Linked DNA regions of Homo sapiens: regions 1, 2 and 4 are each linked to region 3. A link is a contact called in ENCODE Hi-C or POLR2A ChIA-PET data. All regions are on one chromosome and are shown on one strand. The core of a region is the stretch at or near the end of the contact, and the rest is flanking DNA. Distances in the headings are between cores, read along the strand shown. Region 1 holds the start of ASXL2 (ASXL transcriptional regulator 2). Region 2 holds the start of ADGRF3 (adhesion G protein-coupled receptor F3). Region 3 has its middle 21 kb from the start of DNMT3A. Region 4 holds the start of RAB10 (RAB10, member RAS oncogene family).

Evidence for each region. Hi-C counts contacts between places; a loop is a spot of excess contacts on that map. ChIA-PET counts read pairs that join two places held with the same protein, here RNA polymerase II (POLR2A). Pooled maps may share reads with other maps.
Region 1: a map of naive thymus-derived CD4-positive, alpha-beta T cell shows a loop between it and region 3 (22-fold over the local background). The contact joins the promoter of ASXL2 here to the enhancer-like site in region 3. A Hi-C loop is called at or near these places in 1 of 168 maps with a recorded cell type or tissue (naive thymus-derived CD4-positive, alpha-beta T cell), 3 of 37 single-sample maps with no recorded cell type and 8 of 50 pooled maps. POLR2A ChIA-PET finds 5 or more read pairs at or near these places in 2 of 52 experiments (PC-3 and activated CD4-positive, alpha-beta T cell).
Region 2: a pooled map shows a loop between it and region 3 (8-fold over the local background). The contact joins the promoter of ADGRF3 here to the enhancer-like site in region 3. A Hi-C loop is called at or near these places in 1 of 37 single-sample maps with no recorded cell type and 6 of 50 pooled maps. POLR2A ChIA-PET finds 5 or more read pairs at or near these places in 2 of 52 experiments (CD4-positive, alpha-beta T cell and activated CD8-positive, alpha-beta memory T cell).
Region 4: a pooled map shows a loop between it and region 3 (6-fold over the local background). The contact joins the promoter of RAB10 here to the enhancer-like site in region 3. A Hi-C loop is called at or near these places in 1 of 168 maps with a recorded cell type or tissue (naive thymus-derived CD4-positive, alpha-beta T cell), 1 of 37 single-sample maps with no recorded cell type and 6 of 50 pooled maps.

The regions. Positions count from the first base shown.
Region 1 is chr2:25,877,163-25,880,507 of GRCh38, forward strand. It overlaps ASXL2 (ASXL transcriptional regulator 2), which reads right to left and starts at 1,325. Exons shown (of 13, transcript NM_018263.6): 1 at 1,004-1,325. The coding sequence starts at 1,060. RefSeq lists an enhancer at 385-434 and a silencer at 1,345-1,504.
Region 2 is chr2:26,344,559-26,348,210 of GRCh38, forward strand. It overlaps ADGRF3 (adhesion G protein-coupled receptor F3), which reads right to left and starts at 2,231. Exons shown (of 14, transcript NM_001321971.2): 1 at 1,563-2,231. The coding sequence starts at 1,676. SELENOI (selenoprotein I) reads left to right here and starts at 1,585. Exons shown (of 10, transcript NM_033505.4): 1 at 1,585-1,731. The coding sequence starts at 1,675. RefSeq lists enhancers at 1,050-1,189, 1,510-2,277, 2,390-2,489 and silencers at 1,400-1,629, 1,680-1,739, 1,800-1,849.
Region 3 is chr2:25,360,943-25,364,250 of GRCh38, forward strand. No RefSeq gene overlaps it. Among named protein-coding and RNA genes, the nearest start is that of DNMT3A, 21 kb to the left of the region's middle. RefSeq lists enhancers at 1,251-1,330, 1,601-1,700, 1,751-1,800. Within about 2 kb of position 1,914, at least 29 of the 41 ENCODE cell types and tissues checked have a DNase peak (open chromatin) inside an H3K27ac peak, as active enhancers do; they include CD4-positive, alpha-beta T cell, where a contact is called at or near this core.
Region 4 is chr2:26,032,688-26,036,343 of GRCh38, forward strand. It overlaps RAB10 (RAB10, member RAS oncogene family), which reads left to right and starts at 1,397. Exons shown (of 6, transcript NM_016131.5): 1 at 1,397-2,048. The coding sequence starts at 1,922. It overlaps LOC124907743 (a long non-coding RNA gene), which reads right to left and starts at 1,062. Exons shown (of 2, transcript XR_007086249.1): 1 at 991-1,062. RefSeq lists a silencer at 1,063-1,292 and an enhancer at 1,603-1,652.

The sequences.
Region 1 (3,345 bases), core at 75-2,574, 520 kb after region 3:
TATTACCGGCATTAATCACCATTAAAGGGGTGAACACCTCTCACTTTCCACTATTAAAATGCTGCCGTTTAATGCCCTATTACTTTTCTGCTGCACCCTCAACGATGTATGAACTTCACTATCTCCTGCCATTTCATTTCTGCATACAACATGCTTTTAATTTTTTCTTCTTAAAATATGGTAAAAGTTCTCACTAATCCTCAATATTCCACTTTTTAAAATCTACCTCTAAATTTCGTCATAACACAATTAGGGGGAAAATTGTTTTGCCCACTAATTACAACTTCATTAGGGCACCATCCCTTTGGCTAGGGTAACGTGAAGGCCGGGTAAACTACACGTCCCACCATGCATTGCTGCCTTGTTCAGAGTAGGTCTCTACGGAAACAGGAAAAAAAAAAATTCTACAAGTCCCACCTGTTACTTCGTTTCTAAACACCTCCTGCACTTTCGGCTCCAACACCAAACAAAAACAAAAGCCTCGTGATCTCTCGTCTGCTCCGGGAGCCAGACAAACAGGGGGCCCGGGGTCACAGGCACGTCCGCTGTAACGGGTAAATTCTATCCAGCTCCAGCGCTCCCCTCTCCTTTCCGGGGCTGGATGCACGCACAAGCCTTCTCCTATCTGCATCCAATGGGGGCTCTCCAGCCGCACAAGGGAGAAGAACCGGTTACCGTGCAAGCACCACAGACTTCCCCGTGCCGGGGCGAGGGCTACCACAGAGCGGAGGTGATATCGGCTCGACCCCAAAAGACAGCCTCAAAACACTGAGAGGACTCGCCGCAGACGCCGAGGGACGCCACGGCCCCGCGGCTATCACGTTCCGCCGGGCGCCTCCATTCCCACAGGGATCGCAACCCCGACACTAACCGCCGCCCTCTCCGCGCGGTTTTGTGCCCCTTCAGCCGGGTCCCTGGGCCAGTGACCTCCCTTTCCCTGCGACTGGCGGGCGACAAGGGAACAAAATCCTCCCGGCCTTCCCCTTCGCTCCCTCCCCCTTACCGTCTTGGCGGCCTCCGCCCAGGTCCTGCCCTTCTTCCTACGTCCCTTTTCCCTCATGTCGGGTCTTGAACTGACTGGGAGGCTCCCGTGTCCGGGCTCCGGCCGCCCTCCCTGCCTGCTCTGCCCTGCGCTGCTTTTCCCGCGGTGCCGGGAAAGGTGGGAGAAAAGGGAAGTCAGACCGGGGGGGCACCCAAGCAGAGGAAGCGGCGGGGGTGGTGCGCGGGGGGGTCTATGGGGCGGCCGGTCCTCTTGCTGCCGTTGCCACTGCTACCGCCGCTGCCATATTGGGTTCTTACTGTACAGGCTGCCGCTACGGTCATGTGACCGCTCCCGCGCGGCCGTCACTACTGTACGCAGCCGGCCGCGCGAACGAGCGCGGGCGCGCCCCCGCCTCCCAAGCCCGGCCGCTGAGCTATCGAGCCGGCGGTCTGCGGTACCTCGCCACGCCCCCGCCCTTCCGGTCTCCGCCTCTCCGCAGGAGCATGCGCGCCAAGGAGGCCCCGGCAGTAGCTGTAGTCTGACGCCTGGCGCTCACACCTACAGCGAATATCTGCCTGCGGAAGCGGAACCTGTGCCATCCGGGAAAGCTTACTGAGCGGATCCCGCCTCTTGCGAGGCGCTGCACAGGCTGTGTAGACCTGGGGAGCTGAACTCTTCCCTCAGTGGGTGGCTCTGCCAACTATCACTTTAGATCAGCCCTGCGTTTGTGTTTTCTCATTTATTTGCATTTTTACAGAGGTTATCTTTTTGAAGATAGGCAACAATTCTCGTCTGCCTATTAACCCCATTCGATAGGCGAAGCAACTGAGATTGAGTGACTTGCCAAGCTCATAAGTCTGGGATGTAGAGAAACCAAAAATCAAATTGCCAGCTCAGAGCCCTTTCCATCTCCCCAGAATGCCTCAAACTTAGGTGACTTTGTTTTTAAGGCCACCAGTAACTGCATCCATGCTTTTACATGTGAAGCTACTCATCAATGACAGAAATGGTGTCTTCTTTATTTCGGTGAGCTCAGTCCCTAGCATAGTGCCTGTACATATCAGGCGCCCAGTAAATATTTGCTGAATGATTCACCTATTTCTGTGGTCAGAGACCATTATTTGTAGTATCCGTAACAGCTTTCTGAAAGATCCAGAATGTGGCATCTTCTCTTACATCATCTACACCTTGATACCTTGCAAAGTAAGAAGAATGTAGTAACAACTGCTGATCTCCCAAATCCACCTGCTTCCAGAAGCTGCTTCCAAACAATCCAGTAAACTTACTATAGTGTGAAATAGGACTGAGGATTGGATTGCCTCTTGGGAGGAAAGACAGGTGAGAGCAATACTTAAAGTTTATGGATGCGTTTCAGAAATTCATGGACTCCCTAAAATTATGAACTATATTTTGTGTGTTATATGTGAATTTTTTAAGAGGATTCATAACTTTTCCTCCATTTTTCAAAAAGGATCTGTTGTGCAAAAAAAAAAGAGAAAAAGATATTAAAGGGAGTTTGAGAGGCCATCTAGAAGTATCTAGATACTTCCTTATATTTCCGTTCAGTCATGGATCAAACAGCCTATTTCAGCAATTGATATGGATATATTTTCCCAAATGTCTTTGGTAATTCATAGCCTTATGCATTACACAGGTAGTATGTACCACCTCCCTCCAAAGCTTATGTCTGTAGTCTAAGAAGGCCTTCTCGCCAGGTGCGGTGGCTCACGCCTGTAATCCCAGCATTTTGGGAGGCTGAGGTGGTCAGATCACTTGAGGCCAAGAGTTCAAGACAAGCCTGGCCAACATGGAGAAACCCCATCTCTACTAAAAATACAAAAATTAGCTGGGCCTGGTGGCATGCGCCTGTAATCCCAGCTACTTGGGAGGCTGAGGCAGGAGAATCGCTTGAACCTGGGAGGCAGAGGTTGCAGTGAGCCCAGAGATCGCGCCATTACACTCCAGCCTGGGCAACAGAGCAAGACTCTGTCTCAAAAAAGAAAGAGAGACAGAGAGAAAGAAAGAGAAAGAGAGAAGAGAAAAAAAGGTCTTCTCCATCCCTGGCTGTTGAGCTGAGTACAGCTTATCATCCAGTCCTGTTGTTTGGTCCTGGAGCCCCAACTGGTTTTCAGACCTTACTAGGGTCCTTACTTTGCATTTCTGGAGCTCTATCCCCAGGTTTGAATTTCAAGGGTAGGGATTGTGATGTTGTGGTTCCTACTTCTTAATCTTCCACAGATACAGATAGTTTATTATTATTATAAAAGTATAATTCCCCAAAAAGTATTTTGTCCCCATGTCTATTGATTGAATTTGTTATGTGTATTTGCATCTCTCTCATCATCCCCACCCTCCTTCTGGAT
Region 2 (3,652 bases), core at 981-3,480, 980 kb after region 3:
GGTTATGGAACATGGGGAAAATTAAGATGTATAAGATGCAAATACTGCCCTCGAGGGCAAGTGTGATAAAGGACACTGAAGTTTATTGGTTGGCGGGCGCCCATTCTTCAAAAAATGCAAAAAATTTAGCCGGGTGTGGTGGTGTGCGCCTGTAGTTCTAGCTACTTGGGAGACGGAAGCAAGATCACCTGAGCCAGGGGAGGTCGAGGCTGCAGTGAGCCGTGATCACGTCACTGCATTCCAGCCTGGGTGAGTCAGTCCCTGTCTCAGGGGGCGGGGAGAAGCTTATTATCTACCATATACCAGGTATAAGATTATCTATTACTTTCTAAGAATCATGCTTTAGGAGGGGAGATTAGACATGTAGTAATAATACTGTGTTTGGCATATCTCGGGTCCCCAATAAATAGTTGTTAAACGAATGAACATAAAAGTATCTCAAAATAATCGCCCTTATTTCAGAGACCCAGAGAGACTGAAAGGCTCCCTGAAGTAGTGGTTTCCCATAACACAGAACTCATTTCATGTTGGGTCGATCATTTCCGAGCTTCGTAACTAAGTGACTCTGGGCAGGCTGCCTAATCTGAAAAAGGGGATAATGCCTTTCACTTCAGTGTTGTTATGGGGTTGATAATGTATGTGAAGTTCTCCCCACAGAAGGCGCTCAATAAAAAGCAGCAACTATTATAAAATTTTATTAGTAGATACTCACTAGCCATTGATCTAGTGTTTTTTGTTTGTTTGTTTGTTTTACAATTAACTGGGCTCCAGTTATGTAAAACACCTCTTGCAAACGCATTTAAGGACTCGTCGAGACTGAGAGATCACTGCTTTTATCTGGTCGGGAGACACCAGCAATCTTAATTTGGAACGGTTTGATAGAGCGGAGTGCGATGAGGCGGTCCAAGGTTCCTAAGCAACATAGACCTGAGGGGCTTGTCTCCAATGTCCTTTCACCTGTCTTTCAAGTCCCTCTGCTGACCGCACAAAGACTCCCGTGGCCCCGGCAGCAGCTCGGCCTTCTCTACATCTAACCACGTTTACTAAATTTCTACGGCACGCAGCGCACCGCACCAGGAGCTGGGAGCGGCTCGCGGTACAGACCTCCTTCCTCTTTTACTTCGCTGCAGCGGGAGAACTAAGTCCTCTTACCTGAGGCACTGCTGAACTGGTTCGCAAGCAGTCACTCTACCCCCAAGACTAAAACGGTATACCCCAGATCACCACGCAAGTGCGGATACCACAGAAATCCCACCTTCCCCCGGGACCGGGAGCAAAGCCCGCTGGGAAATTGACCTTTCACCCCCTCTCTTGCCTTACCTCAGCTCACCAATTTTGACGCTAGCAAATGAAGCGACGAAGAGAGCTGGAAGGCGGGACTTAGTGTTGCCTGATCCACGCCGATTGGACAACAGCAGTGTCGGGGGACGGGCCGCTCGAGCGGGCTAGCAACCCCCCCTCGATGGGCGGGGAGAAGCGTGGGCTGCGCTTGCGCACTGAGAGGCGGCCGAAGGGGCCGAGGCGGCTACGCGTGCGCGGTGGGCGGAGCGCGGCTCTCCTACCTTCTCGGGCAGCCCAGTCTTTGCCATCCTTGCCCAGCCGGTGTGGTGCTTGTGTGTCACAGCCTTGTAGCCGGGAGTCGCTGCCGAGTGGGCGCTCAGTTTTCGGGTCGTCATGGCTGGCTACGAATACGTGAGCCCGGAGCAGCTGGCTGGCTTTGATAAGTACAAGGTACCGCGGGCCGGCGGATGCCCCTCTCCCTGCTCCCGGCCTCGCCCAGGCGGCTGAGGGGCCCGCGCGGCGCGGTCCGTGTCACCTTGTGCCGCGTGGCTCCGGGCGGGCTGGCGGGCGTTCCTCCGGAGGTCCTGCGGGTCCTGGGGATTGGGGGTCGGGGAGCGTGGGAGCATCCTAAGCCCGCCGCCCGTAGTCGGCACCCCCCGGGAGATTTCCTTTTCCTTAGGAGAGCGCTCAGTGATCATGGAGCGAGGGAATTCCCTTCCTATTTTTTTTAAACTTATTATTTTCGTAAGCCCCCGAAAGGATGGAGTTCCTTCTGTTGTGTCAATCGCCTTCATTTTAGTGAAGTTTCCACTCGCCTGTCATGCATACAACTTCGGAGGAGGAGATGATCGTTTGGCAGATGAGGCCCGGGAGGGGAGCGACTTGCCGATGCCATCCTGCTGATGTCTCCACTTCTGCTCCCGGCAGGGACTTCCTAAGCGGCAGCTTGTGGCGCTAGGGCCACCAGATGAAAGGGAGGTGCACAGGAAGGAGCTGTGGAGTGGAAAGAGCGCGGGCTTTCGAGCACATACAAACCTGATTACAAAAGTCAGATTTCTTTATTTCGTCTTGGGCACGTCATTTTAACCCCGCTCAGCCTCTCTTTTGTGTATGAAACTGAAAGTAATAGCTTCTGCTGTGCAAAATGATTAGAGGAATTTGTGAAGCGCTTGGCAACATACTAGGACCCCAGTAAATAAATGCGGGTGGTTAACTTTCCTCCAAATCTGGTTCCCATCCGCAGTTCCTTTACCAATGAATGACTCTAACCATCCAGTCGACCAAGCCTGAAATATGGGCTTTAACCCTTCATCCTTGTTGTTACCCGTTCATCTTCACATCTTAGCTTAAATATTGCTTCCTCAAAGAAGCCCTCCCTACGTGCCCCTTTCCCCCTTAAATGTGCGCTCTGTTCGTTTATGGAATTGCTGCTTTAGCGTGTCTCGCCATTAGAATATAATGCCCAACTCATTAGAGTTTTCTTGTGGACCATCATGGCTTAAGCACAGTGCTATGTGCATACTAGGCACCCAGTAAGCATTTGTGGAATGAATGAATAACTGAAAAAGTCATAATGGATTTTGTTTAACTCGAGTTAAAAAAAAAAAAAGCAAGGGTCCTTAGAAGGTCACATAGCATGTTTCTCTGCTTTCAAGCCGTATTGTGCCATACCATTCTGAACCGAGGTGATGACTTGTCTTAACATTTTAAGTGGAAAGAGGGTCCAGAGCCTTCTTGGTAACTCGGGCCAGTGCTTTTCAACTTTCATTTTAGAAGGCTGTTAACCCAGATACCTCCTGTTTTGCCTTAAGCTCTACTCCCCTTTTGTTGTCTGTTCTGCAGGGTAAATATTGACATATAAAACATTTTCTTCCTTACTAGGGTCTGACTTTCTAAGTGCCAATAAAATAGCTATTTCAATGGGAGCAGTGTTTATAATAGGAAATCTCCTTTTTCTTATAAAGAATCTTCCCTAGATTTATATTTTCAACTAAATAAGTGTCTTAATTTACTAGAAGTTTCGTGTAATTTTCTGTTCTGATCTTTCCCCCTTTTTTATTATATAAGTTCCTGTATCTGACAGCAGATGACTTCCTATCATCCTGGAAAACAAAGGTCGATTTAGCAAGCGTCCAATGTTCACTAAAATAGTTTGTTGATATCATTTTAGTTATAATGAGGCTTCCTTGGGGAAAAAAAAGCACACATTTATAACCTAAATATTCTTCTATTGCAATTACTCAATACTGCATTTATATTAAAATTATGAATCCAGTGGTATCCAAAGGAAAAATCCATGGGATCAGTTTTGCTTGAACACAAATCTCACAGATCTTTTTTTCTTATCGTTGCGTTCCCCTTATGTTGTCTT
Region 3 (3,308 bases), core at 664-3,163:
TGAGGGACTCAAGGAAAAAACCCACCTTGAGTCAAGCAAGTCTTCCATGTCTCAGAGGGGATCCTTCCCAGGCCTCCTTTTTTTTTTTTTTTTTGAGATGGAGTCTCAGAGTCTTGCTGTGTCACCCAGGCTGGAGTACAGTGGCGTGATCTCAGCTTACTGTAACCTCCGCCTCCCGGGTTCAAGCGATTCTCCTGCCTCAGCCTCCCGAGTAGCTGGGATTACAGACTGCACCATCATACCCAGCTAATTTTTTTTTTTTTTTGAGACAGAGTCCCACTCTGTCGCCTAGGCTGGAGTGCAGTGGCATGATCTTGGCTTACTGCAACCTCCGCCTCCCGGGTTCAAGCGATTCTCTTGCCTCAGCCTGCCAAGTAGCTGGGACTACGGGCACGTGCCACCACACCCGGGTGATTTTTGTATTTTTAGTAGAGACGGGGGTCTCACCATGTTGGCCAGGCTGGCCTCAAACTCCTTATCTCAGGTGATCCGCCTGCCTTGGCCTCCAACTCTGTGCTGGAGCTACAGATATGAGCCACCGCGTCCGGCCAGGCCGCCTTTTAAATTAGGATCAAGGAGCATGGCCTGAAAAAATGATTGTTTTAGTGCCCCGACCCCACGAGGGAGTGCGGGACTGAGACCCCCATCAGGCCACTGAGCAGGGGAGCCAGGACAGCTTGGCGGTCACACCCCGGAGGTCTGGGTGCAGCGCGGGAAGGCTGGGTCCCTTCTAGGATCTCTGGGCCACTAGTCCAGCTGTGGGGACAGTGTCCGAAGCCCCTGCCCCACTGACTGGGGATCCGGAAAAAGGGTGCCACCTCCCCACCCCAGGCATCTACTTTGCTTAATGGAGGCTGAGCCCAAAGAGATGCCATTGAGCACCTAACACCACTATTGCCACTTTTCTGGCCACTTTTCCACATCAAACTCATTCTTTTGGTCAAGTGGGAATAGAAATCAGGGAAAGTTGTGGGGAAAGTCATTTCAAGTAAACAGATTCAAAAGCGCTCGACAGCCCCTCGGCGGCTCCGCTCCGAATAACCCCACCGCGGTCAGCAGGTTTCGGAGCGGAGTCCGGGTCTCCATCGGCTGCAAAAACCAGCGAAGTGGGCGGCTCCGCCAGGCCGAGGACCCAGTGCAGTCGCCGCATTTCGCTCTTCACCCTCCAGGTGGCGCTAGCGGGGGCGGAGCGCATATTTGTATTTGGGGAGGAGCTTCAGAAATGCTGACTGTTGATTGGCTGGGCTCAGTCTCGCTTTCTTTTCTCCTTCCCGGCAGGGCTAGGGAGGGGACCCAGTCCCGGTGCCTGAGCTGCGCAAGAGGAAACGTGTGTGTGGGAATGGGACAGAGGGGACGGGGTTGGCTCACTTGACACAGAAAGAACATTTGGGGCATGGCCCCTGGGTGTGTTCACTCCTCAAGGACAATCCTGATTTCCTGGTTTTTGTTTTTTTAATAAAGGCAATTTGTTAAGTGTATAATGAACTGTGTTTTCCATTTGTCATTCCTTTATAAGACACCTCATAAATTTACACACCAGGAAAATCCTTGGTGGGACCTGTTGATAATAAAGACATCGTTATTTACAAAAGAACGAAGGTGAGGACCTTCTAGACCTCCCTTTTTCATTTTCTTGGTCTCTGAATGTTGTGTTTGTGTTACCAATATAACGATCTGTGGCTGTATTTTATTTGCACATCTAACAACTGATTGTTAAGCTTCCGCTATCTGGCAGGCATTGGGTGGGGTTTCTCTGAGTCAAGAGTGAGGAAAAAAAGAGGGGGAGCTCGTGGACAGGTAGGACAGGCGGCAGCCAGGATCCAGGCTGTGCACGGGGAACATTGAAGAACGCTGCCACGGCCCCGAAGAAGAAGTGGAGCCACGGGGAGAGGAACGGGGAATTTAGAGGAAGTGGGGCCCGAGGGCAGCGGAGCAGAGCCGCTAGCTCAAAAAGCGCAGTGCTGAAGTCACACTGATGTCACTGCAGAAGCCCAGAGGAGCTAAGGAGAGGTGAGATGTTGGGGGATTCCCTAGGGCAGCTGGAGTGGGCCCCTGGCCTTTTGTCCGGTTGGTGGGGAGGAAAGCATTGGAAAGTATAACTTCCAGAATATTTCCTTCTTGCTCAGGACAGAAAGCCATCTCTGGGGCCAGGCGCGGTGGCTCACGACTGTAATTTTAGCACTTTGGGAGGCTGAGGCGGGTGGATCACGAGGTCAGGAGTTCAAGACCAGCCTGGCCAACATGCTGAAACCCCGTCTCTACTCAAAATATAAAAATTAGCCGGGCATGGTGGCAGGCGCCTGTAATCCCAGCTACTCGGGAGGCTGAGGCAGGAGAATGGCTTGAATCTGGGAGGCAGAGGTTGTGGTGAGCCGATCATACTACTGTACTCCAGCCTGGGAGACAGAGTGAGACTCCGCCGCAAAAAAAAAAAAAAAAAAAAAAAAAAAAAAAAAAAAAAAAAGAAGAAATTTTTGCTAAGTGAATAAGGGAAGCAGATGCTTCTTGATCGGTAGAGAAAGCTCCCTCTAGGAGCCTGCACAGAGCCCAGTATCTCTGGCAAAGAATAAATTGTTCGGAGAGGGCTCTCTTTAGTGTAGGGGAAAGTAGCCCCTTTGCCCCGGGAGAAAACTGTGACAAGACCTTGGCGTTTCAAGGGCTTGAAGAAACTGCTCACCCACTGAGGGGGCAAGCAAGTCACAAGTGTGTGTATACCTGGTGGTGAGAGTGAGGTCTGCGAGGTGGTCCTCCCCATCCTGTCCTGCTCCTTACCTGCCATTCCAAGACCAGCCTCCACCCCAGAAGCAGATTTTCCCATGACTTGAGGGCTACAGCCTGGGCAGAGATTTGGCTCAGGGCCCTGGACTCCACCCCTCGACCTCCTTAAGTGGCCCTTTACATGTCTGGGCAGGGGAGACAAATCAGCGCCCCAAGCCTGAGCACCCGTGCCAGGCCTGGGGAGATCCTCAGCCACCTGGCACCGGGCGTGGGGCTTGGGCCCTGGCAGTACCAGGTTCCCTTGTCCCCATCACTGTAGCCTCTCGCCTATGAGTCCAGGTAGGGTCTGGCCAGTGCGGCTCAGTGTGGCTTGACCCACAGTGCCCAGTGGATGGTGCAGACACTAGTGTCAGAGGAAGAAAGGAAAGCAACCATTATTACTCATTTGCTATGTGCTCAGCCCTGCTCCAGGTCTCTTACACATTTTAATATAATCCTTAGAACAACTAAATAGGTTGGAATTATCTTCATTTTATAGATGCAGAGAATAAGGCAGTGACCTGAGGTCACTCTAGAAAGGAGCAGCGTCA
Region 4 (3,656 bases), core at 147-2,646, 670 kb after region 3:
GTGGCGTAAACAGGACTGATGGGGAGAGAGAACAGAAGGTAAAGCAAATGCAAAGAAAATGCGAGGGCCCGGGCGCGGGGGCTAACGCCTGTAATCCCAGCACTTTGGGAGGCCGGGGCGGGCGGGTCACCTGTCAGGTGTTCGACACCAGCCTGACTAACAGGGTGAAACCCCGTCTCTACTAAATACAAAAAATTAGCCGGGCGTGGTAGCACATGCCTGTAATCCCAGCTACTTGGGAGGCCGAGGCAGGAGAATCACTTGAACCCAGGTGGTGGAGGTTGCAGTGAGCAGAGATTGTGCCATTGCACTCTAGCCTGGGCAACAAGAGCGAAACTCCATCTCAAAAAAAAAAAAAAAAAGAAAGAAAAGAAAAAAAGAAAAAGAAAATGCGAGGAAACGAGCGAAACTCCATCTCAAAAAAAAAAAAAAAAAAAAGAAAGAAAAGAAAAAAAGAAAAAGAAAATGCGAGGAAGCAGGCTGTGTCGGACTGGGAGTAGGCTTGACCACCTTTCAATTTTCAACCCAGTGGTACGACGCTGGCGGCAGGCAGAGGCCCCACCTCCTCTGCAGAGCGCTCTCGGGTTCTCCCGGATTCCTGAAGGACGGCAAAGGCCTGAAGCAGGTTCTCTGAGCACCGCACAGAACCCTCCACTTCGCAGGGAGGTTCTTCCTGCGCCCAGGTGTTCCTCAACCTTCCTCTCCTCGCCCAGGAAGAGGTTGTGAGGATTACCTCATCCCAACCCGAGCGGCGTGGCCAGCTTTTCCATCTCAAACTCTTGCTCTTGAAGTCAATCCGGATGGAGCGCTCATGTTTCCCCGTCAGGGCTGGCCCTGGAGAGGGGGCACGCCGGGAGGCGTCTCGTTCTAGCAAAGAGGCTATTAAATGACCCAGGGCGCGGCTTTTTCTCGCGTTTACGAGCTCCACCTACACGGGAACACATGGCCACCCAAGCCCGTCGCTGCGCCAAGACCTCCAGCTCAACACACCCGACAAGCGCTGTGCAGAGAAACCGCAGCGCAGTCCAGCGGGAGACCCCGGGAGGGGAAGGAGGTGCTGGGCTCTGTAAGGGTGTCCCGGGGAGCGGGGAGCGGGAGGCGGGAGGCGGGGGTCGGAGGGGGGGCGCTGCGCCTGCGCAGTCGCTAGGTAGCGTCTCCCCCGGGGCGTGCTCGTAACGCCGCGCACCCTATCAGGCGGCCACAGGGAGCGCGCCCGCGGCCTCGCCCTTTCTCGCCCCTCCCTTCTCCCCTCTGGGTCCAGCCTCAGACTGAGGCTTGGAGACAGGAGCATTCCACTCGCCACTTCGGCGCGCCCCCATGCCCTCTTGTGCGCGTGCGCAGAGGCGGACCGCAAGGCTAGGGCGTGAGGGAAGGGCGGGCGTACGCCCTTGCGTGCGTCTCAGGCAGCGCGCACGCCGGCGTGAGAGGGCACGGGGAAAAGGTGGCTCTGGCCGGGGTGGCTCGGTTTCCTGGGGCTATGTAACTGAGCTCGTCGACTTAGGGGTCCTTCTTCGCTGCCCTCGCCGCGTGCTAGCAGGGAGTTTCCGCTCGGGAGAGAGACTGTCCTCACGCCCGCTGCGCCTCCTCGACGGCAGAGCAGGCTTGCTCGCCCGTGGGAGCGTCCCGGCCGAGAAGCCCTGAGGGGGGAGGGGAGGCCATTTTGTCCCGACCGACTCCCCGGAACCGGGCGGACGGGCTGGGAGAGGCTGCGGAGCCGCGGTCGCCGCCCTCGGAGGCACTGGACGCCGCCACTGTCGGGGCTTCCTCAAAGCTGTTCGTAGGTCGCCCGCGCCGTCTCGAGCCTTTTTCCCACGCTTCCCCGGTCCTCCGGCCTGAGAACGCCCGAGTGAGGAGTTGGCCGTAGTGAGAGGGACCGATCCCTTGGGGCCGCCGGCGGCGAGAGCCCGAGCCGCTCCTCCCAATGGCGAAGAAGACGTACGACCTGCTTTTCAAGCTGCTCCTGATCGGGGATTCCGGAGTGGGGAAGACCTGCGTCCTTTTTCGTTTTTCGGATGATGCCTTCAATACTACCTTTATTTCCACCATAGGTAAGACCTGTGGGAGGACGGTGTACGGTCTCGGTAGCTGCATACCGTTTATTTTACTCCAGACATCTTGCTTCCCGTAATATACGCCTTTGTTTCAGTGATTCCGATTCCAAACGACACATCCAAGTTACTGTTTGAATCGGCATCGAGCTTACTGGGGCGGGGTCTTCCCATGATTTCCATCCGGTCTTTTGCTTTCGAGTCTCCCACTATGCTCAGTGCCTTCTGTTACAAAATATGCATCATTTAACCATGTTCCAGAACCTTATTTCTTCAGGCGACTGGACTGGCTTTTTCCACATTTGCGTGGAATTAGTAGATGTGTGATATTTTTAAGGTATTTATTTCAGTGGTTGCGATTGAAGCAGTACTAGCTATTTGGGAAAGGCCTGAATTTATACTTTGGGGCAAAGAAAAGATTCCATATGGTGATAACTTAGAGTAAACTTGAGGGTTTCTGAGAAGAATAATTAAGGTAAATTAGAAGGGAAGAGTGAGTTGCCCTCATTCACTAATCCATTGATGTGTCAAACAATCGGAGGCTCTTCGCGCTTGGGGTGGGACTCTGGCATATTTGCCTCAGTGCTTTTCGAGACATCAACAGAAGCAGTAATCTGAGGGAGATGATCAGTTTCTGTCCTCAAACCCAACGGAGTGAAGTCAAGCTCTCTCTTCTATTTTATTTGACTCTAGTATTTACAGGAAAGTATTTTGCCAGTCATAGCCCTATGGACTTATAATGCACTTTCACCATGTTTCAGAATTACTTAGTGTGGAAGTAAGAGCTAAAGAGTGACCTTTTTAATCGAATTTCCCGTTTAGGAAAGGAAAAGGGAAGGCTCTAGGAAAGTCCCTTTTGAATCTGGTTAGAAAATTTAAGTGGCATTGACGCTAATTGTGCTATATTAATTGTGAAACCCATCCGCTCCGCAATAAATTTCTTAAAAGACACATGGCTCTCAGCATTGTGGCGGTGCAGTTGAACCCATTTTTAAATGTACTTTTATATTGAGAGGCTTTTAAAAAGCAACGGCAGTCGTCTTTGAACTCTGGGAATTGTCAAAATTAAGCTGATTTGAAACAGTTTGTATAGCGTAACTGAAATATTTGGTTTGGGTTTTCTTTTGTGACAAATACCTGCTTCATTCTCACAAAAGAAATTATACTGAAATTAAATTGGACAAGTGATTTTTTAAATAGATTTTTATTTTGCTTACCTTTTTTGGGAGGCAAATTATCATAATCCTTATTTCCAGAGTATCATACTGTTTTCTTGGTCTGTCATAAATTTCATGAAACTTAGAGCTTGTTCTCTAACTTGTGGGTTAGAGAATACTAGCACTTAGCGCTAGCACTTCCCTAGCACTGTTTGCTTTTAACACTCCACTTTTAGCTGTAGCTGGCTAGGGTTAGGTGATCAGATGGGTCAGCAAATATTTATTGAGCACCTAATGCTGGGCACTGTTTTTAGGCACTGGGAATAAATGATGAACACAACAGACCCCTTGAGGAGCATTCCGGTGAGATAATCATAATAGTGTGGAAGATGCTACAATAGTAAGCACAGGGAGGAAGAGTGGCTAGTCTAAATCGTGAGGAGTTTGAGTA